3 separate regions of the Mus musculus genome follow, and all the other regions are linked to region 2. A link is a loop called in an ENCODE intact Hi-C map of the cell type or tissue named here. Cell type or tissue: left cerebral cortex. All regions are shown on one strand. Region 1 overlaps Sntg2 (syntrophin, gamma 2). Region 2 has its middle 9.6 kb from the start of Gm15691. Region 3 overlaps Sntg2 (syntrophin, gamma 2).

What was found. A loop is a pair of places that touch in the nucleus more often than their neighbours do. Peaks named below come from ENCODE experiments on the same cell type or tissue, not always from the same donor. Only the 100,000 strongest peaks of a DNase experiment are listed, where the experiment ranks them.
Region 1: a loop joins it to region 2, with 2.5 times the contacts of the local background. A loop is called at or near these places in 8 of 42 quality-filtered maps.
Region 3: a loop joins it to region 2, with 3 times the contacts of the local background. A loop is called at or near these places in 12 of 42 quality-filtered maps.

What each region holds. Positions count from the first base shown.
Region 1 is chr12:30,176,625-30,184,624 of GRCm38, reverse strand. The region is part of intron 16 of Sntg2 (syntrophin, gamma 2); the gene reads left to right. Among named protein-coding and RNA genes, the nearest start is that of Gm32084, 35 kb to the right of the region's middle. In left cerebral cortex, no CTCF peak of the experiment used is centred here; DNase peaks (open chromatin) are centred at 4,736 and 6,877.
Region 2 is chr12:30,045,861-30,053,860 of GRCm38, reverse strand. No RefSeq gene overlaps it. Among named protein-coding and RNA genes, the nearest start is that of Gm15691, 9.6 kb to the left of the region's middle. In left cerebral cortex, a CTCF peak has its summit at 3,482 (motif pointing left); DNase peaks (open chromatin) are centred at 3,480 and 3,866.
Region 3 is chr12:30,196,029-30,204,028 of GRCm38, reverse strand. Sntg2 (syntrophin, gamma 2) reads left to right here. Exons shown (of 17, transcript NM_172951.3): 15 at 2,662-2,754. Among named protein-coding and RNA genes, the nearest start is that of Gm32084, 54 kb to the right of the region's middle. In left cerebral cortex, a CTCF peak has its summit at 4,119 (motif pointing left); DNase peaks (open chromatin) are centred at 2,584, 2,789, 3,402, 4,087 and 2 more places; H3K27ac peaks cover 693 bases.

The DNA of each region.
Region 1 (8,000 bases), 130 kb before region 2:
TCCGATGCAGAGAAGAGAACTGGGTGTGAGCAGCTGTGAGCTAGGAGCAGACAGCAAACAGAACTCTGCTCTCAAGTCTCCCCACAGAGACCAATGCCAGGCATGGATTACTGATGCTGCTTCGTCAATCACACTGAAGTCAGCAGAAGCAAAGTGGAGTGGATGACCCATTCCAGCCATCTTGCAGGTTGTTACATTGCTCATGAAGAGGAACCAAGGACAGCTGAATGACCTCGGCTGCAGGAAGAGTAGAGACAGGGACACAATACCCCTCAGGAGCAGTGCTTGGTTCCAATGTTCCTCAGAGTCATGTGAGTCTGCTCCCATGAAAGCTTGCTCACACAGCTTAGCCAGCACACGATAGCAGGTGGCTTTCTTTGGCTTTGTTTTGTTTTGAGTGTTTCCTGTCTGTTTTGGAATTAGAATTGAGTGTCCTGGCTGACCACAGAATTAGAGCTACCCTATTGACAGAAACAGGTAGCTAAATGTAATCTCTAAGCAAGTGTGTAACTCTTCTTCCATCAGAAGACACTCTGTATCAAGTGGTAACTTGATGATACAGTTATTCATCTAGGATGTGGGCTGGAGCTAGTTTCTGAGGCTCTCTGGCAGCTAGCATCCTAAGCTTCCTAAACAAGCTGACCCTGAAGAGAGGCAAGCACGTGAGATGCCTGTCCTCCAAAAATGATCTCCGAAGCTTTTGCTGCTAACTGCCTTTAGGCTAGAGGAAGGAAGAAAAAGACTCCAAGGCAGGAAAAACGAGCATAATTAGACACTGGGATGTTCTTTCTAGAGTGAGACAGGTGGATACTGGTGGATGCCAGTATGTAGCTTGGGTTTGAGGTCCAGCCAGATCTGGTTTCTGGCATCTGAGGATTCCTGGTTCACAAATGTCACCTTCTCTGTACCTTCTTCTTCCTTAGTGGGAGGAGCTTTTAAACAAGAATACAAACCCATAATATGGTCTCCACTCATGTGACCCCACCATCTCCAAAAAGTCCCTTATCACTGGGGATTAGGCTATAACATGACTTTTGGGTGAGCATGGAGTCTCAGCTAATAGCACCGTTTCCGTCATCTCAGCAGGCTTCTCCAGAAGCTTCTACCTGTGGTCAGACATGGGATGTGCTTGTAACCATCACCATCAGATAAACTCGGGACGATACACATCCAGTGAGCTTCAGAGCAAGCTCACCCCATCCTCGGGAAATGATTCTCTTTTTTTAATGAGTTATGAGATTTTTGAAGATAATAATAAATTGTAGTGTCTGTTTAAAATTTGTTTTAATTGAAATTTAAGGATTTTATTAGTGACAAGTAAATGCTATCCAATTAGATGATCAGAAAGCCCCTCCCCTCAAGAGGTCCCTTAGTCACATCCTATGTCTTGGGTCTCTTCTACAGCACAGATACCACTTTCCAGGTGCCACTTAGATTTGGGGAAAGGCAGGGGACCCCCACCTCCTGGGACATGATCCTGGGCTGAACCAGCACAGAGATGAGGAAATAGAAGATATCTAGAAAGCTAATTGAGTTACTGGATCTATGTCAAAGGATTATCTCCACATATGAAAAGACACTGTCCCCAAAGGCAAGCACCATGAGAGTGTTGGACACCCTGAAGCGTAGCTGGTCTAGCTGCCCCTTCAGACATGTGCTGTAAATTTGCTTTTTCCTCTATGCAAGGGAACTGCCTAGATTGTCTCTTCTACTCCCTGTCCATTTCATTAATCACTTTGTTTCTAATTATAGTTTATGAAATAACAGATTCTACAAGCAGAGCCAGCTGGGCCCAGTTTCCATCTATGTTTTTGAATGTGAGTGTACGCTCGTTATTCACTGCCCCTGGAGATGAGTGAAGGCTGAAGATGTGGGTTCAAAGACAGAGCTCACGTTAGTGATAGAATGAAAGGTGAATTGGAGCACGGTGTTTTTAAAGGGGGGAAACAGAAGCACAAGGATGGGTATGCCCCCCTAAAAGGAGAGATGAAAGCAATCCTCCGTCCTCGCTGGGACAGGAAGAAAAGCCAGGAGGTTGCACTGGGTAGCCCTGCAGAGGTTGATGATTCTCCAAGTGGCAAAGCCCAGAGTGGTATGAGCCAGTGCCAGCTTTGTGCATTTGTAAATTATTTGTTCACCAGAGTAACCTGAAGGTATCTTTCCAAGGCATCACTATCAATATTTCACCCCTCGACATTAAATTAAAAATGAGGGAAATTCTATACTGTCCTTCAAGATATTGACCTCGGTTGAATAAAATGTGTAGGGTTATTTATCTTCGTCAGAACATGGAAATTTCCGAATGAAATATTTACTAGCACAGGAAAAAAAAAAAGCGAAACCACACAGACTTTCTTCATTCCCAGCTTCTTTTGCTCTCGGTATGTGTGTGAGATACCCTGGAGCCAGTGCAAATTACAAAAACTGTATTAGTTAAAACAGCTTTGCCAAAGGTTCTCGTTCATCTTAGAATATGCGGAAACACCCAACGTGACAGAATCAAGGTTACTTGGAGAAGTCATGTTTGTCTTAAAAAAAAAAAATTCCTACCAATGTCAATAAAACGCATTAGTTTGTAATTCTGTTATTTACTGAAGGAGAAAGACTAAGGATGTGAACCAGAGGTGTTTGAGAGATGGTTTGGTGGCGAAAAGCTCACAGAGCTCTTGTAGAAGAGCCAAGTTCAGTTGCCAGGACCCATGGCTTTCAGCTTGCAATGCCTGGAACGCAAGTCTAGTTGGATCTGATGGCATGTTTTGGCTTCCACTGGCACCTGTAGTCACATGTACATACTTGGCACAGACCATACACATAATTTTTAAAAAACTTAAAAAATGAATTCTTCTTTGAAAAACATCATGTGAGTCAGAGAAAACAGACAAATTCATCACCTAACACAGACCACAGCCTACAGATTACAACGCCAATTTTGAGGGTGACATTTTAAAATATTTGCCTTCAAATCCTGCCAAATATTGTGGTGGTTTGAATAAGTATGGCACCTATGCCCATATATTTGAATGCTTAGTCACCAGGGAGTTGAACTGTTTGAAAGAATTAGAGGGATTAAGTAGTATGGCTATTTTGGAGGAAGTGTGTTCCTGGGGGTGACCTTTGAGGTTTCAGAAGCCCCTGCAAAACCCAGTCACTCTCGCCTCCCTGCAGATCAAGCTCTCAGCTTGTTCTCCATCACCATGCAAGCTCCTATGCTCCCTGCCATGATGCTAATAGACTAAGCCTTTGAAACTGTAAGAAAGCCTCCAGTTAAATGCCTTCTTTTATAAGGGTTGCCTTGGTCAAGGTGTTTCTTCAAGCAACAGAATAGGGACATGCTAGAAGATATGACAGGGTTTCCATTTCCAGAAGGCATGTTCTTACACATCCCTGACCCAGTGGCTACCAGAAGTCACAGTTAACACCTGTTGGAGTTGAATCTGAGATATCCCCCCCACGTGTTTGAACTCTTGGTCCTCAGCTGCTATTGCTGACTCTAGACGTTGTAGAAACTTTAGTACCGGGCTCCAGCTAGCAGACATGAGCTGTCTGGGGTAGGGCTTAAAGGCTATATATCTGCTTCTGTTCCTAGCTTGAGGTCTCTGCTTCTTGATCTATTAAGATATGAGGTGCTGCCACCACATGCCCCATATACTCCCACCACCAAGAGCAGCTCCTACCTGATACCTTCCATGATGAATGGCAATCTCTTGAAATCTGTAGCCAAAGTAAATTTTCCTCCCTTAAGTCCCTTTAGATCCTTTGCCACAAGGATTTTAAAGTGTAATTAATTTAACACTGAAACCTTGGCATCTATGTTTTCTCCAGTGTATGCCTTATACATATTCCTGTACAAGTTTATGATAGTCCTAACTTTTTGCTTAAGGGAAGCAGTTTATGACTTCTTACTGACAAATCTGAATTGTCGATATCAGTATTCTACTTTAGGGTCATCATTAAGTCGAGTAAGGGTTGTTGTGGTACCAAGACAGTTGGTATGATAACAGATGGCTCTAAGTGACTAGCAGCAGGCAGTATCTACAGTGTGCACACGCTGGGCAAAAGGATGTCTTGCATCCCCAGTAGAAAAGAAAGATAGTATATGGTTCCATCAAGCTGCACAAATTAGTGGGCAACTTAAAACTTACAAATTGCTGACTTCTGGAAATTTCTTGTATTTTCATGTTTCAGTGAACCACATGTGGCTAAGACTCAGAAAGCGAAATCACAGTCAGTCTCCCTGATACAAGTAAATTCCAAAAAAAAATGAGAAGAGGCACCTCCTTTGAGGAGAACAATTTATTCTTACACTCTCCATCAGTCCACTCCAGCCCCAGACTCTGTCTTTCTGTCTCTCCCTCTCCCTCCCCGTCTCCCTCCCCCTCCCCCCTCCCCGTGTCCCCCCCTCCCCCTCCCCTCTCCCCCTCCCCCCTCCCTCTCTCTCTCTCTCTCTCTCTCTCTCTCTCTCACACACACACACACACACACACACAGGTTACTTCACCATTCCTGGAGAGCACACCCCTCACTGGTGCAGTCCTGATGCTTTGGGGTCTTTGGGGGATCTTTTATCCCAGTTGTGACAAGAAGAGCAGTCCTAAACCTGCCTATATCTGCACCTCTCAGAGCTGACATTGCCTTCCCTTCTACCCTCACTCAAGCCCTCATCTTTTCTCACAGATTCTTGTCCTTTCCTGAAAGGAATTTCTTTCTATAGGCCTTCTTTTCTCTCTCATTCTGTCTCATGTCCTTACCCCACAGACATGTCTCTGCCTCCTACACACCCTCCATCCATAGCTCCCTGTACTTCCTGAGGGCTGTCCTTAGAGTGGTGTTTGTGCTGTCTTGTGTAAGGATCTCTCAGAACCTATTCTGCATAGCTTCTCCCTAATGATACCCATGCACAGGCCCATAGATACCATCTGCTTTTTGCTTTTGGTCCTTAGTTCCTGCCCTTTTATGGAATGTTTCCACCCCCACCCCTGCACAAATGCAAAAAAAAATGCGTTATTCGAGGATTGATACACAAGGGAAGAAGGTACCTTCAAAATTACCTTCTCTTCCATACACCATACTCCATTCCTTGATACCATTACTATGGGGTTACTGGCCATGTTCTTCCAGTTTGATGGCAGCTGGTTTGTCTGGATATCCCTTCAACAGCACTACTCACCTTCAAGGTATAGCCAGGACAAAGACAGCTATAGAATAGGGAAATTGGAAAAGGCTGAAGTTCTGTCCTTCAGGGAACCTCGGGAATCCTGGTGATGCAGGATTGTTTGGGGCAACTCTCATTCTCAGACAGCTTGCAACATAACATATAACACTATTGTACCAATTTCCTAAAACTCTAGCAGGAGGCACAGGGAAGCCCTATGGGGCTTCTTGGATCCCTGACATCAAGTGACATTTCTGCAACTAACTGGCCTTGTCACTTGAAAAGATTGTTTTGAGCTCCATTTCCTCATTTTAAAACTGGAATGGTGGTCTCTGACTTTTATCTTACTTTATATTGCAATTTTGAGCTGAGGCATTGTTATTGATTTGCCAAAGCTACGTTGATAAAGGGATAATATCCATCTCATGGTGATGTTGCTCCAGTGTCTGTCCCCTGATTCCTGTCCTCATCTATCTTAATTAATTACACAGGGATGCTAAGGGAGCCACAGTGGGGTTACAGTTTCACAGATAGGGAAATTACACAGTCTCCTGCTTGCCCAGCTCAGCCCTTCCCTATATTTGATCAAAACTGCATCAGACTCAAGGAGTAAATTCTCAGACAATGTACTAGCCATGTGGCAAGCCATTAGTAATTTAAAGACAATCATACTGTTGACATTAGAGCTAGTAATGAATGTTAAAAGCATTGGAGGGGGTTAGCCCTGGCCGCTCACTACCTGACTGCCCAGCCAGGAAATGCAGGAACCAGAAACAGAATTGCAAGGTGGTATCTCTGTATCACAGACATTCACCATCAACTCCGTTCCAACCCAGCCTGGCATGGGTGAGAAGGGACCGGGTCACTGGTCAGGGCTTCTTTCCAGATTCGCCTTCTTTATTACTCAGACACTGCACTGGGGCCCCACTGATTAAATGTAGAAATACCTTTTATTTATCGGAAGGTTTTCATCCTAACCTGGGCTTCTCCTGGCTCCATTACACTTGTGGCCAGTGACCATCTGGAAGCCCCCATTCTCAAAATGTCAAATATGTTAAAAAAAAACAAAACCAAAACAGCACATATGTCACTCCTAGACAAGACAGCCCAGCTGACATTCGAGAAGAGCAGCAACAGTCTATAGTTACAGACTCTATATGGCTGTCTTGGCTTTTCTCCAAACTTGTTTTAAAAAGAATTATCTTTATTAAATATACCTCAGGCCTGTCAGACAAATTTGGAGGCGGCTGTTGTATCCCTGCGGTATGACTTCCTACTCTATTGAACAGATTCTCTTCCTCCGCAGGTGGGAGTTGGCAGCCTACACCACCTGTGACACAAGCTAAAGGGGCCAGCAGGTAGTGGCGGGTACAGAGACAACACTGGAATCACTGTGAATGTCCTGTCCCAAAAGGCCAAACATGGCTTTGGCTAACAACTCTTGCAAAGGGGGTAGTTCAGGATGCTTCTGCTGGCAGCATCTGCTTAGGATATAAGCGGACCAGCAGGTACCATGACTTCCCCCACCTCACCCTCCACCCTGGAACCAAGGATGTTCTATGCAATGTTCAGTTTTTGTATCTGGATCAAGCCTGCCTCCTGCTTCAGAAGCTTATACTCCATTCCTGCATAGGAACACTCTTGGCTGAGATTTTGCATGGAGTGACTTCTCTTGTGGTAGATAGTCTTTTCAAAAAAATTTTTGATGTGGCTTCAAATTACCATGCCAGGAAATACCAAGGCTGCTTTGAGATGTGTGTCTCAATACCAGTGGCCATCTGGCTGCTTCTTCTAGTTCGCCATGCTGTTATTGAGCAAACCGTAGGAATTTGTAAAGCAATTTTCAGCTTTTGTACAGAAAGCACAGCTGCAGAAGCATCCAGGATGTGGGGCTCTGTGACTTTGTCCCTCCTCTTACACCCCTGAGAAGATGATTATGATCAGGAGCATATACAGTATACATATATATTGAAGTAGAGTTTCGGTAAGCTTGCAAGAACATTGTGTTTGTTCAAGAATGTTCCATGGACTTCCTCTCTTATGGAGAAAAAAATCATAAGTAATAAAACATCCTGAGTATCATTTCATGGTGTGCAGAAAACGCACAGGTGGGTTGACATCCAGAGAAGCAGCTAGGTAACTCAACTCAAGGATCCAACAAACAACCAGGATAGGGTACCTATGTAGCAAGTATAGAGTTCCACTACGAAGTCCCTTTAGCAGTATGAGGAGAACTCTAAGTGTCTGCAAAGTCTTCTTCTTTATTCAAGAAAGAGAGAGAGGGAGAGAGGGAAAGAGGGAGAGAGAGAGAGAGAGAGAGAGAGAGAGAGAGAGAGAGAGAGAGAGAGAGAGAGAGAAATCAAAGCAATTCCTTCACGCAGGCAAAATCAATGCCAAGCTTCACCTGCATGCAAAAGGAGGATCGTACATTGGCAAGAAAAAAGAGAGAACCTTTGGGTCACAGGTATAAGGAGGTGGAGGACAACTTTTAAGTGCAAGAGACCCCATACCTGTGTCTTTTCTCTCTCTGGCTAGTATGACTTCGTGGGATTCTATTGTCCAGCTGGCTCTCCCTTTCCATGTACCAGCATCTCAGCTTCTTTGTCATTTCAAAGTGAATTCTCCTGTCCCCTTTCCTGGGTCACCCTCCCCTGGCACTCTGGTTGGTTCCGGATCCTGAGCACCAGTACAGGAGCAGTTTCTGAAAGGAATGGACCAGAGACTAAGAGAGGAATGTGGGTGGGGCCTTCTGTAAAGGAAGGTAGAAGCTAGTCTTGCAGTATGAGATCCTTCTCTTAGGAAGAGAAGCACCTTAGTTAAAACATCAGAGGTCCAGGAGAGCTTCGGC
Region 2 (8,000 bases):
TTTACAACTGTATGAAAGCAGGGAGGGTGTAGTTACTAAAACTAGAAGGGGGAAATATTTATAGAGGAAGAGGAGGAAAAGAGGGAGAAGGGATAATCAAGGTTACAGGAGAGGAGAGAATGGTGTGAGTGAGAGGAGGACAGGAGGGGATGGGGGAGGGGAGGATGGGAACCATCAGGAGGACTAGATGGTACAGGAGTGAACTGTATAGACCAGCAGGAGGATGGGAGGGCATGGGGGAGGGGAGGATGGGGAGAGAATAACAAAATCAAAGAATATTAACAAACCTAAGAAGCAAGCTGATGGAGCCATTGTAATATCTAACAAAATAGACTTCAATCCAAACTAGTTGGAAGAGATAGGAAAGGACACCAACATACTCAAAGGAAAAATCCACCAGAATGACATTGCAATTTTTAACATCTATGCCCCAAACACGAGGGCACCAAAGTTTCTAAAAGAAACACTGCTTCGACTTAAATCACATATTGAACTTCACACACTGATAATACGAGACTTAAACACCAGACTCTCATCAGTAATCAGATCATGCAGATAAAAAGTAAACAGAGAAATTCTGGAGCTAATTGGTGTTCTAAACCAAATGGATCTAACAGATATTTACAGAACATTTCACCGGAACTCAAAAGAATATATCATCTTCTCTGCACATTATGAACCTTTCTCAAAAATGGACCACATATTCAGCCATAAAGCAAGTTTCAACATACACAAGAGAATGGAAATAACTCCCTGTATCTTATCAGACCACTACATATTAAAAGCTGGATATCAACAACAGAAACCTTACAAACTCATGGAAACTAAACAACTCTCCATTGAATGAAAAATAGGTCAGGTCAGAAATAAATTAAAGACTTTCTTGAATTGAATGAAAATGAATACACATGATATGAAACACAGTGAAGATGGCTCCAAGAGACAAGTTCATAGCACTAAATAGCTACATTAAACAACAACAACAAACAAACGGAGAGAGCTCATACTAGCAACCTAATAGCATATCTGAAAGCTCTATAACAAAATGAAATAATTATACCCAAAGGGAATAGACAGAAAGGAATATTCTAACTTGGGGCTGAAATAAATAAATGAAAACAAAGAGATCGCAAAGAGTCAATGAAGCGGAGAGCTGGTTCTTTGAAAAATAAAATCAAGGAAATCAACAAACTCTCAACCAAATAGCAGAATCAGAAATGAAAAGGGGGCATAACAACACCAAGGAAACCCAGAGACTCATAAGGGCATGCTTTAAAAATAGCTACTCTACCAAATAGGAAGTAAAAAAAACCAAGATAATTTTATAGATATGTCCTATTTGCCAAAGTTAAATTAAGATCAGACAAGCTATTTAAACAGATGCATAGCCACTAGTAAAATAAAAGCAGTCATTAAATGTATCCCAAACAAAACAAAACAACAAACCAAAACAGAACAAAAACCCAGGGTCAGATGGTTTTAGAACTGAATTCTGCCGGACGTTCAAAGAAGAGTTAATACCAATACTCCTCAAATTATCACACAAACCAGAAGCAGAAGGAACATTGCCCAATACATTTTATGAGACCACAGTTGCATTGATACCCAAGCCTTATAAAAAGCCAGTAAAGAAATACAGATGAATTTCCAGTAACATAAATTTTAAAATACTCAATTCAAGAATACATCAAGGTTTATCCACCATGATCAAGTCAGCTTCATGCTAGAGATCAATAAGTGTAATCCACTATATAAACAAACTGAAAAAAAAATACCCCACATGATTATCTCATTAGATTTTTAAAAAAGCCTTTGACAAAATCCAACAACTATTCATGATAAAAATCTTGGAGAAATTAGGGGGTCTAAGGCATATAACGAAGGCAGTTTACAGCAAGCCCATGGCCAACATCAACTTAAATGGGGAGAAACTCAAAACAAATTTCCACTAAAATCATAAACAAGACAAGACTTCACACTCTCTGAATGCCTATTTAGTATAGTATTTGAAACTTTAGCTAGAGCAATAGCACAGCTGAAGGAGTTCATGGAGATATAAATTGGAAAAAAGTCAAAGTATCATTATTTTCAGATGATTTGATATACGGAAGTGACCCTAAAATTCTACTGGGGAACTTCTCCAGCTAATAAACACATTCAACAAAGTAGCTAGAAACAAGATTGATGCACAAAAGTCGGTATACCTCCTACATACAAACGGCAAATGGTCTGAGAAAGAAACCAGGAAAACAATGCCTATCACAACTGTGCACAAATAATACAAATTCACAAATAATACAAAATACCTTGGGGTGGCTCTAACCAAGCAAGTGAGAGACTTTTATGATAAAAACTTCAAGTCTTCGAAGAAAGAAATCGAAGGAGATATCTAAAGATGGAAAGATCTTCCGTGTTCATGGACCACTGGGATTAACATAGTAAAAATGGCCATCTTACCAAAAGCAATCAACAGATTCAATGCAGTCGTCATCAGAGTTTCAACACACCTCTTCAAAGATCTGAAAGGACAATTCTCAGTTTCATATGGAAAATAAAAACAAAACAAAAAACAAAATCAAAACAAACAAATAAACAAAGCCAGGACAGCTAAAACCAATCCTGAACAATAAAAGAATTCCCAGAGGTTATCACCATTGCTAACTTCAAGTTAATATTTTTTCAAGTATTTTTATGGGACTTCTCATTTTTATAGGATCTCTCTCTCTCTCTCTCTCTCTCTCTCTGTGTGTGTGTGTGTGTGTGTGTGTGTGTGTGTGTGTGTGTTTGCATGAGCAGTCTCTGAGTTCTGTGCTTGCTCCCATGTTCTTTTCCTTCTGTCCATTTGTCTTGTCCGACTTCATCATGGTGGTTTTTTATCATATTTCATTTTATGTTGTTGTGTTTTCTTATTATCTCTTAGAAGCCTGCTATTTTCTAATGAGAGACAGAAAGAAAGTGGATCTGAATGGAAGAGGGGGTGGAGAGGAACTGGGAGGAGAAAAGGGATGGAACTATAAACTATAAACTGGTCATAGTGTATGAGAAAATAATCTATTTTTAATAACAAGGGAAAATAATTAGAAAACTACTTCATTTACAAGCTAAATTTTAAAAACTAAGATGAAAGTTCTCAACATCCCCATTGCTGTTGCCCTGGGCACAAGCCTTTAGCCTGACCTTCGGGGACACCTACATTTCAAACCATGATGCTCTCTTTACCCACTGAGATTATCCCAGTGCCTTCCCTCTGACAGGTAGCTTTTAATCCCATCGCTTACAACCCATGACAACTTGGTACCTTCTTGACTGCTCCTATCCCATGACATTTGAATAGAACTCCTAGAGCCTTCCAGGGCCAAAAGGTGAAGGACAGCGGTGAGTCTAGGGGAAAGGAACAAAGGTCAAATAGGTAGACTACATCATCCAGGATTTCTGCGAGGTGGCTTTTGCTCTGTCCATTGTCTCACAGCGCCACCTGCTGTCAGATATAGGGGAATCTCACAGTTGCTGAATTTTTTGCCATTGTATTGGCTTTGCTGGGAACATTTACTTTCTTAAATCCCAGTGAGTTGTTTTGAGACTTGCACACAGAAGCCTTTTCATTTCATCCATTTTGGTTCATTTTTTTTGGTGTTATTAGAGTTGTACAAACAAGGTTAGTTTCTTACTCATCTGTGAAACTGAAGACCGTGGTTTACAGCTGACTCTTGCGTGTGGCTGTTGCAACATCCTCTTAGCTGTGCTGATGGCTTCCCCAGAGTCACATAGCTACATGCTGAGAGTACACACCTGTTCACTCCTTCCTACTATCACCTGCCATGCACCTGCAGGGGCAGATGGGCCGAGGAATGGCAGAGATGCCCAGCGTCTGCCTCACGCTAGACTCCAAGCTCCAAAAATATCCTCGAGTGTTTCAAGCCGGAAGCTGTAAGCTCTGAGTTCCCTTCCCTCGACTCCAACACTAGTTTCACAGTATTTGGCCAGCGTGTTGTCCAAATCACAGAATGTGTTTCTCTGCTGTGCCTTCAGCAAATCTTGTGGCTCCAGGCAGGCCTACTACCCTAAAATAGGAAAAGCCTTAAATAAATGTATGACCCTCCTGCACACTATAGAGGTTCAGGAACACTGGGTATGTTTCTACGGTCCAATAAGAAGAGTGGAAATAAACTATCAAGAGCTACAGAGGAAAACCCAGCATGGAGTCAGACAGTGGTAGACTATTGAGACCGTTAGGCATGAGCAGCGTGTCGGGTTTGTTCATGAAAATGCAAGGGAATTACATGATAGCAGGAAGTGCCTCCTTTGGGGTCACCTTGAGTTTGGCTGAGAGTAAAGGAGAGACTAAAACAAGGTGGCCAAGAACCCAACACTAAAATCATCCTGGTGCTAGTTCTGTGAAACAGCCACCCCATGAGCAATGTCACCTGCATCATAACTGCCACCTGTTCCTGGGGACTACGTGTAGACCTCTGGTGCCCCGCTTGACCTGTGGGTGTTGCGAGTTGCAGTTCGTGGCGAGTGCAGTACAGGCTCTTTCTTTCCTCTCAGCCTCCTCTCCCTGGCTCAGTCATAGCAACTTGAATGCTCAGCCCGGCTAGCCTTCCATCCTAGGAAAGTTGCTCCTAACCACCACCACCACCACCTCCACCACCTCCTCCTTCTCCTCCTCCTCCTCCTCCTCCTCCTCCTCCTCCTCCTCCTCCTCCTCCTCCTCCCTGTGACAAGTTTGTCCTCCCTGTGTCCATCCCACCAGCCTGACCCATGCAGGGGCAGCAGCAGCAGTGCGCCTCGGACCCTCTGGTATGCTTCACAACAATTCATTTGTCCCCGCAGACTCAGCACACAGCACTCAGCACACAGCACTCAGCACACAGCACTCCTGGATCTCCTGTGTCCCCTTTCTATGGTCTGCTCTATCCTGCGAGACCGGGTAGAAGATTGTGCTGTGTTCTTTTCTTTTTACTAAAATGTCCCCGAGTATAAAAGTGGCAGCCACAAGCCTGGTGCCAAGGAAGTAATGGGAAGAAACAGGCTCCCTGCTCCCAAAAGCCCGAACCTGATGCAAAGGAGCTTTCTTCTCCCTGGGTGGGAAGCCCTTACCCCTTTGTCCTTACCCTCATCCCCCACAGAAACAGCACAGGATGCAGTGGGGTGCACTGGAGATGACCCCACTCACTCAATACCAACACCAATAGCCAGCACCACCTTTGCTCTAGAATTAGAGTCCAGGGTGACAATAGACTTAGCCCAGTTAGGCCAGCTGGTGTAAGTCTCCCCTTGGGAGCTAGAGGGTATCCCATATTGGAGCATAAAGGAACTAAAATAGAGGTGTAGTCTGCAAGGAGCCAGCTGTCCCCACCTGGAACACACAAGCCACAGACCCTTGGGCAGGAGAGGAACTGGGTCAGCAAACCTGAGCACAGTGGGATCCCTCAGGTTTTCAGGAGTGGGAGCCTCAAGGTCAGGGGTGCCTTAGTCCCAGAGCACCTGTTTTCCTAAGCAGTGATGCCAGGCAGCAAATGGCTGGCCCATTAATCTTGGGGTACATGGGTGATGGGAGGGTAAGGAGGTGAACACCTTCCTATTGATGACCCGGCAGAGTAGGACACATTCTTCTCAGACATCAGAAGCCCTTAGAGATTTGATTTCTGTAAGCTAATATCAGCAGCGTCAAAGGAGAACCATAGACTTACAGGGCAGAGAGGAAGCTCAGCTCAGCTGCCGGGATGGTGAGACCGTTTAGGGGCCAACAGCTGCAATGGTCTCAAGATACTGCAGAAGGCTCATCTGGTGACATGTGATGACCACCCTTTCCTAGGTGGAAAACTGAGGTCAAGAGCCAGCAGCAGTTCCACTAGGCAAGCTCAGAGCAGCCTCAAAATTGGCAATCCCTCACCTGAGAAAGCCCAGCATGGCACATTGTTGAGCTGGCTGGGACTAAGCAGCCATCCGTGAGGAAGGAGCACCCTGCTGCACTGGCAGCTCCAACCAACAACACATTTTAGACACTGGGAAAACAGTGTCTGCTGTGACTTAGCTCTGGAAAATTATCCCTATACCCAGCTTGCTCTATCATTTTCTGAGACGCCACTTACACCCTAGATGTTAGATGTTACTGCGAGACAGTATTCTTTAAATATGGGGGGGGGGCTTAATTTAGAGAAAGAACATTCTTTAACTGTCCTTACAGTGACGAATTTATCAAAAATAAAGTCTCTATTCAAATAATTGTAGATTTTAATTCACCACAGCTGGATATATCTGATAGTATTTAAGTAAAGCTTCCCTTTGTGAAGGTATTTGGAAGGAGAAAAGTCACACTTTCTTCTGGGATGACAAGGAAAGTCTTTGTGCATTCTGTGTCTCTAGGGGTAACTGTTTCAACTGATGGCGTTGGTGTTCCTTCTGCAAATGTCAGGGAAAACAATTTAGGTGAGCCCTGGGTCCACTTAGGTGCCACCTGAGCAGATGTGGAAACAGGCTATATCACCTCTCCTCTGACTCAGTTTACTGTAAACCATGAGTGCCCTGCCCTTAACGCATAAGCACATCAAAAGAAAATTTGAGACACTGCCAGATGCCTACATGACTTTAACAAACTGGATAGCACTTCAAGTGGAAGGAAGGGTCCCTTACACAGTGATAACCATAAAGACTTCCTAGTTCTGAGCTCAACCCTCGGCCAGCTTCAAAAAGAATCTGCTTTGTGGAGGAATCGTGTGGCCATGTGAGTTCAAAGGTAGATCTGAAGTGGTGTGGAAAGCCAACAGTGGTCACAAGGCAGAGCACGCATATGCTAGTCTGATTCTTTTTTTCTTTCAAAGAGAGTCCCCTTGGAACTGGCTGCTGAAGCCGATTCAGTTTGTTCCTCAAGGTCACTAAAAAGGATGAAGATGCTGCGGGCCTTACAGGCTCCCTCACCATCAATCACTACATCCACAAGTCACCAAAGAGCCCAGGTGTCTGCAGGTATCTTCTGTAAAGCTTTTCGCCTCGACACGTAACGTGGGGTTTAGTAAAGTAAGCACTTTAGTGAGCTATATTTCAAAAATTCACCAAGTGGTAGACAGGGAAGGATATGAGTTCCAAACTATTTTCTGGAAGAAATGTTATGAACATTCTACTAAGAGAACAAATTTCACAATATGTCTGTTCTGGGTCTCCCACCGTGATAAGGAGATGTAGGGTCAGGAAGGGCCATGGGCCAGATGGGGCCAAGGACATGTGATCAAAGAGCACAAAACACCAGAAGCTTGTACCACAGGAAGCAGTAAAAATCAGAATTTAATTCTCACTCCTATGATTGAAGCCAGTGGAAGGAACTAAACGCTGGGGGCTGACGGGAACGTGTTCAGCTAGGAAATGTGCTTGCAAGTAATGATTGTGTGCAAGCTTGTCTTTCTAATTATTGGTTTTATATCCATCTTATTTGTATAATCTGTACACAGTTTTACTTATTTAAACTAAGATTTTCCAAAAGCATAAGACATGCCAAAATATTGTAGATGATCTGTTTCTGAAACTTATGCAAAACTGGTATTTGCTGGGCGATAATGGTTGGGAACACCTGCCATCTTGATGCACGAGGAGAGCGCTTAACCTCTTGCCTCAGTCATTCAAATTCCCCAAAGCTGAGAGGCCACGAGTACCAAACAGGATTGTGCTCCAGGTGCAGAGGATCCAGGAGCTATGGCCCCTTCTGATCGTAAACGATTTCCCTCACAGAGCCAGGCCACCATGACCTCTACCTCTGCACTGAGATCCTCCAGTGTCAGTTGGTGGGAACTTCAACAGAGACTTGCTCTCTTGGTCCTTATAGATTCATCTTCTGGTGAAGGAACAAAGCCCTAAGGGGCATCACAGAACTCTGTGGCTCTATAGCAAGCCTAGGGGTGCTAAACTCTGACATCTTCATTCTTACAAACTGTTCCACTCCTTGGGACACCTTCAATGTTAACAACACTGAAAATTGTTGGAGAGGGCTTTTCCCTGCCACCCCA
Region 3 (8,000 bases), 150 kb before region 2:
ACTAGGGAGAGGCAGAAAAACAGCACCAGAAAGGACACTACACACCACATCCTCCTCAAATACAAACAAGCTTGACAAGGGATGTGATCAGACCTGCTCCTTGCTTTTCTGTGTGTGAGCCCAGGACTTTTCCAAGTTGCTTGTGTTGATGTCTCTATCATAACCATCACTAACATCCTCATGTTTATTGTTGTCTTAGACGGAGTCTGGCTGTATGGGCTAAGCTAGCCCAAGCTAACAGTCTTCCTGCCTCAGCCTCCTAAAAAACAGCATTGCAGGCAAGCCACACTAAACCCGACAGACTGTTCATTCTTCTCACATAGTCTCGTCCTTGGACGCGAGCCATTGCACGGGGCTAACTCTGCACCGTGTCTACACAACAAGGCTCTTTCTCCAGAACAAAGTTGAGAAGGCATTTTTGATCACTAGTCTTTTCATTTGGTTTTTGTCTTGGGGGAAAAAAAAAAAAGTTCCAGGTGATTCTGTGCTTGAGGTTTTTGAGGTTTTTCTTAAACACTGGTTCTTCTTTGCTGCTGCCTTTTCTTTTGTTCCAACGCTGACCTTCACAGCCATATACTTTGAGCTATTATTAAGGCCACTCTGACCTTTTCATATAATATGTTCTAAAATGCTCTGCAAACTTGTTCTAAAGTCTGGGCATTTGTAGTGGGCGGCACTTAGTACATCTCTCCTGAGCACAGTAATTTATTCACAGAGCTTTCTTAGGTGTCCTCTGCCACAGACAACCATGAAGCATTGTTTTGTGGGCCGTTGTATGCCAGGCTGCAGCTTCCCTTGAGATAAGGCAGTTCTCTGCCCAGCCTGCCAGTGTTCTGTGTGTAACTTTTATCCATACTTTAACCAGCAGATCTAAAGCTATTCAGCAAGTCATTCTTATAGCCTATATATCTTGAACAACTCCAAACATGTGTCATAAAAATTCTCCCTTTAGGTAACATTCAAATGTTTAAGCTGCTTGTGTATTTTTTAAATGTAAATAGCCCACAAGGGTGCCTTTAACATGGTCATGTTTATGACCACTACTCTGATATCCTACTCCCACTGGTTGGCCCATGAAGCCTACTCTTTTCAAAGGACTGGGAAACAGATGTCAACTTGAGGTTTTTTCCAACATATTGAAGAAAAGGATTTACTATACAACACAATGGAGGTACTGAGATGTAACGCACATATGCACACACACCATGCCAGACTCTGAAGATCTGAATGAGGAGAGGCTGTGTGTCTGGCAACCACTGGCTGGCTCTGCTGTGAGATTCCACAGGGATGAGTCTCTGCACAAACCTTCCGTGTCTCTCCCCTGTCCTTCCTGAGACCCCGAGGGGCTGGGGAAACATATGAGCTTGTAACATTCTACAACAGTGTTTGCCTACCCTCCAAAGAGCAGGCTGTATCCCCAGGGGTTCACAGCTCTACTCTTCTCATGACATCAGAGCTTGGGATACAAGAAGGCAGTGGTCCCCTAGAAATGTTTTCTCCCAGTTTATAATCGCTACATTTACATTCTAGACATGTAGTGAGTCCTAAAAACTATGAGAACGTAAATTGCCATGGACTTGCAAAAGGAAGCCCAGCACTTCTTCTGCTCTGAGTCAAGTTAGGGAAGGTGAGCTAAGAGAAGAGCTGGAGCCCTTATTAGAACTTCCATTTCCTACCAGCATCAAAACACTGATAGCCTGAAGAGGGGGCAGTGGGCAGCTGCTGTGTGCATGGTTTCAAGAAGCAGATATGAATACATGGCAGTACTGGGAAGCTGAGTGAAGCCTAAAAGAGACGAAGGGTTGTAAAGCTATGTCGGACAGGGTCCTTTCTTTGTGGGCCTGCTCTCTGTGCCCATTGTAAGAGGTGAAGGAGAGAATGGAGCCAAGATGTAGTGACAACCTCCCCAGGGATCCCTGGTATGGTTTAATGATATTCAAGGCATCTGTCTTGTTACTAGGATGAGAATATAATAGAGTAGATCTAAGCGGCAGAGTCAGTAACTGTGCAGAGGATGCCCAGGGCACCCTGGGTAGAGGGATAAGAAGCAGTGCAGACGTGAGATGGGCTCCTCCTGACTTCCCAGTGTTGAGTACATATGTCAGAGAGTCAGAAAACCAAGTCCTGCCCCATCATCGTCCCTAAGCAAGACCTTCATCTCTATCCCGTGAAAAGCACCCCGATTTCTCCCACAGAAATGATGGCATCAGGTCATCTGTAGACTGGGGTAACTTTACCTACAAACTGAAGTTGACAAAAAACAACTTCACCAGTTTTAGGACTGTTCCTTTCTACATGCCCTATATACGCCATAGACTACCGTGAAACACTTGAAGCACGTAGATGTCCAGTGAGTGTTTTTAAAAGAACAACGAAGAACAAATATTTGTTGGAATGTTTCAATGATTTGGTTTTGTTTAGCTGATGCCTTTAAAGACATCCTTTGTCTGTCTAAAAACGAAAGCAAGGAAGATCCCAGTGCCTACATGTGTCTCTGCAGTTCCCTGCAACCCCCAAACCTGCCTTTTTATTCTACATAGTTGCTGAGTTCAGACTGAAAACAGTGTCCTTTGGCTAAAAGTAGCTAATGTGCCAACTGCCTTGCTATGGCTAACCAGAACTATCACAGAGCTCTCACTCAAAATTAATACTCTTTTCTAGTCCAAAACATATCTGTGCAGCTGGCAAGGGGAGACGCTGTGCTTCACGGTGGATTTTGCTCTGGGATTCACCTGCTTTGACGGTAAGACAAAGGTAAGATGCAGGGAATGCCTGCGGCTCTGTGCCTGTTCCTTTGCAGCTATTCAGATATGTGTGAGAGTAGGCAGCACCCACCAGCTGTGCTGGAAATGAAGGTCTGCCTATATGATCTGCCTTCCTGCTTGCTAGTTTGGGGTCTCTGGGTGTTTACAAGCCCTAGAACCCACACAGCAAAATGTCCAGTGAAATGGTGCTTGGCAGCTATGATTCAGAGACAGACAGACGGGGAGGGAAGGAGAAAGAGGAAAACACAGGATGGGTTTTCATAATCTCCTTGAAGAGAAAAAAACCTACAACACTAGAACAGAATGAAAAGAACCGTAGTTTCAAACCTGAGTGGTTTTGGGGAGAGTACACTCCGCACGTTGGTAGAATGCATCCAGGAATGAAATGCTGTCCTGGATTCCAGCTGTATTGATTATGCCGCCTGTGTGAGCAGTAGAAATCACTGGATTATTTCCATCATCATCTGAGGGTTCTCCAAATTACATAAGTGTTAGGAAATCCTTTGCCAATGTGAAGAGCCAATGCTCTTTCACATAATATTTATAAAGACCTACTTTGCTAATTACAAATGAGTGATGTTTGTGCCTGTGGGGAATGCTGCTGTGAACGCGGGACGCCAGTAGATTTAGTTTAGAGATCTCATTGGCTTTTATTAGCAAGGACAAAGCATAAAAGCCTACAGCAGACCCACAGAGCAGAAGAGTGGTCTCTGTGGGTGGCTTGAGCAGGATCAAGGGACCCTGTATTACAGAACCCCATGGCTCTCACAGGAAACAGCTTCCTGTGGTTTCTCTTGCAGAATAGAGCAGAAAGGGTGTCCCTATTGTCCATTCGGGCTAGCTTGGTTCCCTTCAGATCAGCTGCTGCTGATCAGCACTTAGGAAGCCCTGACCTGTTGGAGTTTCACTTGTTGTATAAAGCTTCAGTTTGATGATGTGTCGTTGGACATGGATGATGGCAATGTGGTCTGGTCTTTGGGGCCTCAGGCTTGAGCTCATTCATACACATGGATTCTACTGGGTCATATCTGAATTTCTGTTACTAAGCATACGAACATTTCTAGAAACCTGCTTTCCACATACCTTGTGCCAGCTCAGCTTTGGCCTCCCTTCGTTCCAGAGCCCACAATGAAGAAGTGAAGGCTCATCAAAGGCTTCTAAAAATGAGCAGTCTTTTTCTCATAGCTGTTTCCAAACTGCCATATCTGAGCCTCTTAGGCTATGCTCTTTTGTGACCCAGTCTCTCAACCAGTTGATAAGTACTCCCAGACAGCAACTTTGTCTAGAACTCTTCCCTGTGCCCTTCCTTTTTCCAGAACAAAGATCTCAGCCAGGACAAGTCTGCCCTCTAGGGGACATATGGAGATAACTGAAGACGGTTTTTCCTCACTAGTACCTGGAAGGGTAGGGTACTCTGCCACTTCGGGATGTCCATTATGGGGGCCCAAATTGCTGCTTAGCACCTGCCATGAACAGGATAGAGCATTATACAGAATATTCAAGCAGCCTGTGTTCAGAGGTAGAGAAATCCTGAGACAGAAAAGGAACCTGCTTTTGTCCCTGGTACCTGAAAACTCACTACAAACATTGTCACTTCACTTCCTCAAAGTGAAATTATCATGATGTTTTCCCCATGGACTCACATGATGATTGTAGTAATAATAAAATGCAGTTGCATAAAATAATGTAATATCAAGGATGGATTTCAATTCTGTATCCAGCATCGAAGGCCATTCATGCTGTAGCACAGGGTCGGTGAGCAAATGACTTCTTGATCCTTGTCAAGAGTCCTTACCTTCTGTGACCATGGTACTCACACAGATCAATACAGAACCCACACTTGCTACTAATTTGATCCAGACTCCAGACCTGAATGCTCTTGCCAAGTGTGTCCTTCTGGGATGCATATGGTGTTACAGCATCTACCGTGGAGGAAGAAGTGCAGAACTTCTACGTAGTTTCTGCTTCTTCATCTCTGACACGCAGTCTTGCACTTCAGGACACCAAATCTAAGACCTTTAGGATTCCACCTTAAGGGCAGGTTTGCATGGTCTATCTCCACACAGTCCTCAGGATTCTATGTGTGTCTTTGGTGCTGCACTTGGCAATATCCCGGAATAGATCCTGGTCAAGGCCCTAACCTAGGAAGAGCAAAGCACAGCACAGCACTGCCTGCTAGAGATTCCACTGCCGGTCTACTTGTGCTTCTGTCTCTGGCTTACTCATGGTCAGCCAGTCTTCCTGTCACTCCAGGGACTAGAACAGTACACATAAGAGTCTTCAAGAGGCCATATGTGAGAATCTTAGCATGTCTACCCACTGACTCGTGTGCAGCCAGGGGCAGCAACACTGCAAGGGAAGAGCTTGATATGAACTCCGGTTCCTAATGACATGGAAGTGGGGTCTAGTGTTCTGGAGCTCCCTTCCTGTTTCTGTAGGATCTGGGGGAAGTTCTGAGCTGGTCTGCACAGGCTACAAGCAACATGTTTGACCTCACAGTTGCATGGCCCCTTGCTCTTGTGTGAGGGTTGAACCCACAGTACACAATATCAACTAAGTCGTGCATCAGCCATCTTCCTTTGAAACCCCTTCCTGCTCCCTTGTCCTCTTTTTTACCAGGCAATGTCCTTACTTCCCATGGTAGGTCTCAAATGGGGCTCTGACGACAGGTCTTAACATTTAATCTAGCATCTTTCCCTGAAAATTAGCCTTTCAAAGGTTTTAAATGGTATCATTTGTTTCATAATGTGGCACATGACTGCTATGAGCCCTTGGGGACTGGACTCCCTGGTGACAGACTATCTAATCAGTCTGAACCTTGACCATTAAACATTAGAATTCATGTCAAGCCAGTTACTGCCTCCTTGGGCTAGACAAAGTAGGCTGCCTCTTACTCAAAATACCATGGATAAGGATGGGGTCAGAGATAGCTCAGTCAATACAGTGCTGACCTTGCAAGCATGGGGTCCAGCCCCAGAACCCACCTAAGGAATCCAGAGGAGGTAAAGACAGGTCAATCCTGGGAGCTTATTGGCAACCAGCCTTACCTATTGAGTAAGTTCCAACCTAATGGCAGGCCTGTCTCAAAGAAAAAAAAAAGTGGGTGGTACCTGAGAAACAACTGAGGTTAACCATCTGGCTTCCACATGCATGCCTACATACAGAGAATGAGAGAGAGAGACAGAGACAGAGAGACAGAGACAGAGAAACAAAGACAGAGACGAGAGAGACAGAGAGAGAATGTGATAAGGAGACCCTTTGAAGGCACAGTGTTGAACCAGTCCATTTGTGTATCATTGCTGAGACACAGCTAAATCTATGACTTAGCAGTAGCTCTCCATATCAAAGGCCTAAGAAAACACAATTTGAGGGTGGAATATGATTTGGTGGGAGAGTATGATAGCATACACAAGGCCTTAAGTTCTATCCTTAGTAGCACACACACCATGCTAGGATTCTGATAACTGTTTGTGGTTTAGTGAATATTTATATGGACATCCCTCATACACTAATGGCTCAATTCTGTAACACTCACTTCTCTTACCAGGGAGAGACAAGCCGTTGTCTCCGGCCATCAGTCTATTCTTACCAGCTATTTCACCAGCATAAGGAGTAATTAGGAAGGGCAGGAAACATAGCCAAGCATGTTCCCTACCCGGATACTAAATGAGAAGACCATAGAACATTTGTACATTTCTAGAATGACATTTTAAAGGCATCAAAATTAGAATAATCTAGAACACCATTCTAGGTATATAGGCCCATCCCTGGACCTGACATGTCCACAAGCTAGCTGGCATGAGAACACTGGTCAACATAACAGTTTTTGCTCTGTAACTTGATGCTGACTGATGTTCTGGTCTTGTCATGGTAATGAAGGTAGGGAAAGAGCTAGATTTGGTTGCTAAAACCACACAAAGGACAAAGGTGCCTTCTTGCTCCATGACTGAGAGCTGAGTGTTGAGATGTCCCCAGCCTTTATTACTCCAGCAGGACTCAATGCCCTTTCAAATCCATCTCCTGATGTCTGAACTTAAATGAGCACTATTTGTGGCATGATCTCTAAGCAACCAATCTGGGCTCTGAGTTCCCAGCTTGCAAACCCAGATCTGTGTACAGAGGATCAAGTGCATATTTAAGAAGGGCTCAGCATTTGGAGACTAAGTAGCTTACTTAGACCACAGGCAGAAAAAGTTTTCATGGTTTTCTGAAATAGTTTTCTTTTAAATAAAAGATAACATTTTAGGTTCATGAAGGAAAGCTTAGAACTTTGAAAATTGAGACGAATGACCATGAGTCATTAAAGACAACAAGCTAAATAAGTGTCAAAGATGCCAAGGTGCTATGGCATCACCATGCTGAGGACATAAGGCTCAAGTGAAAAATTCCGGAATAAGCCTGCTGACCACCCCATTCATCATAGGGCCTGGATATTTTGCAACACATCCCAAAACAGGAGAAGCATCAGTTTCTTCTGTCACCCCAAATAAGGGCTACATGGTGAAACTGGTGGCCTTATGCTGTGACTGGGGTGAGGTTTTTCATGTTCTCTTAATTTCTGCTCTGAAAACAGCCTGGCACTCAGATCTGCCAGAGCAGGCAGAGGCTCAGCCTCAGCACGGAGGAAATGCAAAGGTGGAGTGGATAGTTCTCAAGTTACTGTGGAGTCCAGATGTCTAGACACATAAAAGCAGCAAGAGCTGTGAGACTTTTCTGTTAATCCATGTCCTCTGTTCACTATGAAGAGTCTCACAAGGAACCGCGACGACGCCAGTATGAGGCATGGCACGCAGCTTGCCGTCTAGAGGGACAGAACCGTTTTTTGAGACTTTCCATTCCTTGTCTGCCTAACACTGAAACTACTTTGTTCATTTAGAAAATGATGTTTGCAATAGAAACAACCTGAAGGTTGCTAAAACATTGCTAACCCCCGTTGGTATTTTTCTAGGACAACAAAGATTGCAATTTCTTGTTTTGTGAGGCAGGGTCTCCCTTGGTAGCCCTTGCTGGTTTGAAGCTCACTCTGTGAACCAGATTAGCTTCAAACTTCTTGTTGCATTCCCATCTCAGCCTCCTAAGGACTGAGATTACATCTTACCTCTGAGGCACCTCAGCAAGGGCTTCACGGGTTTGTGGTGGAAGGCAGTGCTGCCTGTGTCATCCTGTTGGTTCTTGGGATCCCAAGACTGAATGATAGGATGATGTAGCCATGATGGGGTGATCAACCAGGAGGCA